2 separate regions of the Homo sapiens genome follow, and region 1 is linked to region 2. A link is an interaction called in ENCODE POLR2A ChIA-PET data of the cell type or tissue named here. Cell type or tissue: OCI-LY7. All regions are shown on one strand. Links, peaks and the distances in the headings refer to the core of each region. The heading gives the core; the rest is flanking DNA. Region 1 overlaps DNTT (DNA nucleotidylexotransferase). Region 2 holds the start of BLNK (B cell linker).

The links. Peaks named below come from ENCODE experiments on the same cell type or tissue, not always from the same donor. Only the 100,000 strongest peaks of a DNase experiment are listed, where the experiment ranks them.
Region 1: POLR2A ChIA-PET joins it to region 2 with 10 read pairs; 2 of 35 experiments call an interaction of 5 or more read pairs at or near these places.

What each region holds. Positions count from the first base shown.
Region 1 is chr10:96,323,003-96,325,919 of GRCh38, forward strand. It overlaps DNTT (DNA nucleotidylexotransferase), which reads left to right. Exons shown (of 11, transcript NM_004088.4): 6 at 1,264-1,387. Among named protein-coding and RNA genes, the nearest start is that of DNTT, 20 kb to the left of the region's middle. RefSeq lists an enhancer at 1,258-1,819. In OCI-LY7, for the core only: CTCF peaks have their summits at 1,707 and 1,915; a DNase peak (open chromatin) is centred at 1,689.
Region 2 is chr10:96,270,198-96,273,114 of GRCh38, forward strand. It overlaps BLNK (B cell linker), which reads right to left and starts at 1,372. Exons shown (of 17, transcript NM_013314.4): 1 at 1,155-1,372. The coding sequence starts at 1,201. RefSeq lists enhancers at 118-237, 268-317, 2,427-2,526. In OCI-LY7, for the core only: no CTCF peak of the experiment used is centred there; DNase peaks (open chromatin) are centred at 1,404 and 2,146; H3K4me3 peaks cover 2,500 bases; H3K27ac peaks cover 2,500 bases.

The sequences.
Region 1 (2,917 bases), core at 267-2,766, 53 kb after region 2:
TGTCACAAAGACACTAATCCTGGGCCGGGCACCATAGCTCATGCCTGTAATCCAAGCACTTTGGGAGGCCAAGGCGGGTGCACTTGAAGCCAGGAATTCGACCAGCTTGGCCAACATGGTGAAACCCCATCATTTTACAAAAATACAAAAATTAGGTGTGGTGAGGCATGCCTGTAATTCCAGCTACTTGGGAGATTGAGACATGAGAATCACTTGAGTCTGGGAGGCAGAGGTTGCAGTGAGCTGAGATCATGCCACTGTACTCCAGCCTGGGTGATAGAGTGAGACTGTCTCAAAAACAAGACAAACAAAAAGACACTAATCCCATCATGAGAGCCCCACTCTCATGACCTCAAAGGCCCTGTCTTAAATACGGTCATACTGGGGATTAGGACTTCAACATACAAATGGGTTGGGAGGGGGAATTCCGTCCATAGCTTTGGTCTAGGAAGAAAATGCCTAAATAAATTCAGGTGCCCAGATTATTGCCATGCTGTCGTGATGTACAAATTGCCTTACCCTCCAAGAGTCTGTCACTCATGGGTACAAACATCATGGGACATGAGGACCATGGGGGGGTTGGTGGGGACAGGACGGAACTGCTCTTAAAGAGCAGATTTGTGTCTGAAAATCTCCTTACTGCATCTTCATTTACTTGGAAGCAGGGTTTATTACCTCCCAATTTTCCCTACCTTAGAGTTGCAGGTGGAAGGGACTTCCACCAGTTCCTTCAAAGCAAAAGTGATGTACAGGCCTAAAATATGGCCATGAGCAGGAGCACAGGCTTGGAGTGTAAACAGACCAGGGTTTAAGTTTGGGCTGTGCCACTTCCCACCTGTATGATGGTGGAGAAACTATATAACCTACATGAGCATCTCTTTTCAAAATGTGAGGGTACCTATGCAGAGCATGAGTGTCGGTGAGAGACCCAGCAAAAGGGAGAGCCCTATAGAGCTAGCGTATCACTCATGGACAGCACAGGCAGGCCGTCAATTAGACTATACCTTAGCCCTGCACAGGTGCCAGAACCTGCTTGTTACTTCTGTTTCATTTTGTAATGCCACATGTCAAGAAAGGACTCACCTGAAATAAAAAATGCCCTTAAAAATAACCATCACCCACCTGCTCGTTATATTCAGGAGAAACTAGGTCAAAGATTTGCTTATACTTTTTCTTCATTGCCTGAGACCTAGAAAGGGTCATGACTCGGATGTTATAATGATTATCTTAGAGACTGATGGCATGCCTTTCCCTCCATTTTAGCTCTTTACTTCTGTATTTGGAGTGGGGCTGAAGACTTCTGAGAAGTGGTTCAGGATGGGTTTCAGAACTCTGAGTAAAGTAAGGTCGGACAAAAGCCTGAAATTTACACGAATGCAGAAAGCAGGTAAATTGTCTCTCCTAAAAGTCATTGTTGCTATGGGCTGGTCGGGTCGTGGTGGAGCTCTAAGTCAGTTACACTGCAACTCCAATCTGGGAGAGCTGGGACACTTCTTTGATGTCCATTGATGCTTGGATCTAAATCCTAGCTCCAGCAGTTTCCAGCTGTGTGATCTTGAGCAAGTTGGTTAAAACCTTTGAACCTTAGTTACCTAATCTATGAAAGAGAGATAACATTGATACTTAGCTGAGAAGTCAATCAGATAATGCAGGCAATGCCTCAGCACTGTGTCTGACACAGAGCAAAGGCGCCCTCCACTGTGGCTGTTTGTGGTCCTTCACCCAAATGTCAAGCCAGGTTGTGCTGCTGATCTGGTCCTTACTGACTCTTCCGGACATTGGGTCCTGGCTGTCTCCCTGGGTAAGAGTTGTGGGTGAAGAGTCAAAGACAGAAGGGTTGGCTGCTAAGAATACTTGAACAGAGTTGTTGCCTGGCACAAATGTGAAGATGCCCTAGAAACTGTAAAACACCAGGAAAATAGAAGGGAACTGGTGGAAATCTAGGCACAGGGTTGATATACCCAACCAGGACTCTTTCGCCTAAGACAAGACCGTGGTGGGACATGAGTGCTGTCATCACCCACCTGAAAGCCTGGCAGGGCCTCTCAGAGGTTGAAGGTAGCCTGGTCACTTCCATTTATGAGGCTCCCAGTAAGTTTTTTAAAAATGAAGGAATGGCAATACAGTGTGAAAAAAACTGTGTGTTTAAAAAAATGTTTACTTTTAACAAGCAATAAAAATACAATACAGTTGTGATTCAAAAAGGAGTCACAGCCATAGTCCCTACTCATTTTTTGTAAAGTTGCTAATCTTTGAAAGATTGCTAATAATACAATGCCACATAGGAAATAAAAGAGTCTAAGAAAAAAAGATCCAGTATTTATATTCCAGGACCCTGAAAGCACACGTTTAATAAGGATGATTTACACCAGTTCTCAAGATGCCATTCAAAAGAAATTTAAATAAGTATTAAACATAAGTAGCAAGTAAATGGTTTGGAATGATGAGTAAAGACTCTCAATGCTTAGAGAGAAATTGGGAGGCAATATAGTGTTTCATTTGGATGAAACCCTTATCAAATGACGTCCAGTGCTCTCAGGATCTAAGGGCTTCCAATTCCCTAGCTTTGTAAACTGGATTTTTGTTCTTCCTGTTGAGCTTTTCCAACCCTTTGAATGAAACAGCTTTATTCATTTAGTCAATCAGTGATTTCCATCTAACTGTTTAATGCTACCAGTTCTATGCAGAAATCAAGGAATGCCCTCCCATTATACTTATACCCCCACAAGTAGTTATAGGCACCCCTTGGAGCAGCACTACAATGAATGGAATTGCCAATGGGAATAGCTTAGAATACTGTGAAGGGTAAGCTAATTGAACATATTGAAAGGACAGTTCATGGTCAGATGGATAACCTGATCCAGTTTTACTCATATTTGCACTTGATTGCAGTTCCCTGAGGCTTGAGCGTGCACAT
Region 2 (2,917 bases), core at 164-2,663:
CATTGATGCATTTCACATTACCTTTTACCAAGCACCTCCTAGGCATAAGACCTGTATTCTACTGTGAAGGGTTGTCCCTCTGCCAATCCAGACTTTCTCTTAAATATTGTCTCAAAAGCTTCAATTCTCTGGCTCATTGTTATCTGTGATTACTTGTCTGCTACATGTGTCACATCACCCCCTGAACATTTGGCTAAGTTCTAATATGTAGTCAGAATAGAAAACACTCCCTGAACAGAGGGGAACATCACACACCGGGGCCTGTCAAGGTGGGGGACTAGGGGAGGGAGAGAATTAGGAGAAATACCTAATGTAGATGACAGGTCGATGGGTGCAGCAAACCACCATGGGATGTGTATACCTATGTAACAAACCTGCACCTTCTGCACATGTACCCCAGAACTTAAAAGTATAATAAAAAAAAAAAACTGTTAAAAAATGTGAAAAAAAAACTGCACTCCCAGAACTTTAAAAGTTCCAGTCTCTGAAAGCCATGATGCCATTACAATGAGACAAAAAGAAGACCTTCAAAAGCAAAATTTGGGGAAGTTGTCTTTTCCATAGCTCCTTGACTCACGCCCATGGGGCCGCTTCTGGTTTATTCTTTTTGAGAGGCTTGTTATGGATATTGTTACATTGACATGAGGGCATTGGAAAGACAGATCTAATCCCCCCAAACACACTTGTCATATACACCCACAAAATAAATGAGACAATAAAACAATGAATAACAAATGATTACAGCTATCCTTAAAATTAAATAGTAACCTGCAATAAAATGGGTGAGGACTCAGTTTAGAGAAACCCTTCCTTAGAAAAGTTGGTTGCATTCAGATTCTAAAAGTTGACCTTCAGTAGAATCTAAGCCCTTGGCATTTGTTTTATTATCTTTCCAGAGCTTTACACTTTATTGTAAGAGGCAGCTAAAGCAAGTCTCTCTTGTTCCTACACATTTCTTTAAGAACTCAGTTCACTTCCCTATAGCAAGTGCCACCCAATGCTTTCCCTAAAAGCTCAGTCCACTTCCCTATAGTAAGTGCCACCCACTGGAAACTAGCAAAGCATTCCAGGATTTCAGTATTTCTGAGATGCCATAAGAGCACTGGGGGGAAAAAAAGGAGATGAAGAAGGGTATTGGGTGGGGAAAATCTTACCTCAACTTCTGACTGGCGGGGACGGTTATTTTATTAAGCTTGTCCATTCTGTTTGGTAATTGTAAGAGACACGAATAACTGTCCAGTGGTCACGTCAGCAGTTCCTGGCCCTCCTAGGGAGCAGCATGGTAAGCCTCTGGTCTCAAGGGTTCCGGCCACTCAAGTCTGATTTCTGAGAGTGCAGGCTGCTGGCAAACACCCCTGCTCTAGGGAGAAGTAAAACTTGCCCGAGCACATAGTCAAGTTTCATGTTTCTACATAATCATGTGATCTGGATAGCCAGCCAGCTTGGTGATTACTCCACTTTGTGTAAACTTTAATAATGAAACCTATTGGGCAGGCAAATTTCTTTCCAGCTGCTTTCTTTTACAATCAGATTTGTAACCAGGTTAGGACAAGTTTCTGGCTGGTCACTACTTCCTGTTTGTCCCAAACACATATAGTCTGTTTCCAGCAGGTGCATGCTATAACTGGGAACTTCCTGGGCTCAAGGAAAAGCAGAGTAATCAAGTCCATCTGAACCTCTCTTGGAGACTTTCTGCTTATTTGCATAAAGTTATGGATAAGCTTTTTCTACTTATAGAACCATTATATAAAAATGGCATTTTTGTGCTTTTTCCTACCCCCCGATGCGGGCAATACGTTTAAAAATAAATATCAGGTTGTCAGTGGCATGGTGGTAACAGTTTACTCAGAGAATTAGAGTATCTCTTTTTCTGGAGCTCTATTTAAAATGGGATGGGCAATTCTCTGTTCATCTGGGGGTAGGGATGGATGACTCAGGAAAGGGGAGATGAACTCTATCGTCAGATGTGCAGCCTCCTTATTGCCTGATAGAGTCAGGAGTTACCTCGCCGATAGCCAGATGCTTTCAAACAAACCAGGATGTACCCAAAAGTCAGATGAGAACAAATCTAACAGTTTCACAACAATGCAATTCCTACATCAGGCCATTCTGAAGTCCTAAAAGCAGAATGCCATTCCCCTCCTTGCATTTGCCTCTTTCTGTCCTGTCCACCACTTGCTCATCACACCCAGTGACACGCCAGACACGAGGCCATCTCAAGGTCAGACAGGTGGGGTGAGGCTGGGAGGAGGGAGCCATACCTGTAGGGGCTGAACCTATTCAGAGAACTCTACTTCCCTCCTGGAAGACTTTATATTTCCTTCTGCCTAATCTGAAAAATGCTGATTTACCTGTTGTTTAAAGAGCAGCCCGCAGTCCAGGGTCAAGGAGGAAGAAAATGGGAGGGAAGTGACCTTTTGTACCTGGACACACTTTTCTGCAGCCATTGAGAATGCCCTGCTCACCCTTGTGGAATAAAGTACACGTTTCCAACATTTATCAAGGGAACCAGTCTTCTCCTGGGTCAGAATACACAGCAGGACAAAGTAAAGAGCTCTCAGTTACCTCTCCTGTTGCAGACCCAAGATCTGGCTGAAGACAGTGGGGAAAGAGGAGAAGACAGAAGAGGAGAAGGAGGTGGAGGAAGAGGAGGAGGAGGAGGAGGAAGAAGCGGAGGAGGAGGAGGAAGAAGAAGCGGAGGAGGAGGAGACAGAGGAGGAGGGGGAGAAGGAACAGCGGCAGTGGTAGAGGTGGAAACCGTGGATGGATTTCTTCCCTCCTGTGCCTCTTCTTTGCACAAATGGATGTTCTGTCTTTTTCCAGGTAACCTTGATTATTCACATTCATCACTGCCTATGAATTTCTGGTTTGACCAGATGTTTAGGAGCAGAATCTTCAGAGCTGTTGAAGGGTGGGG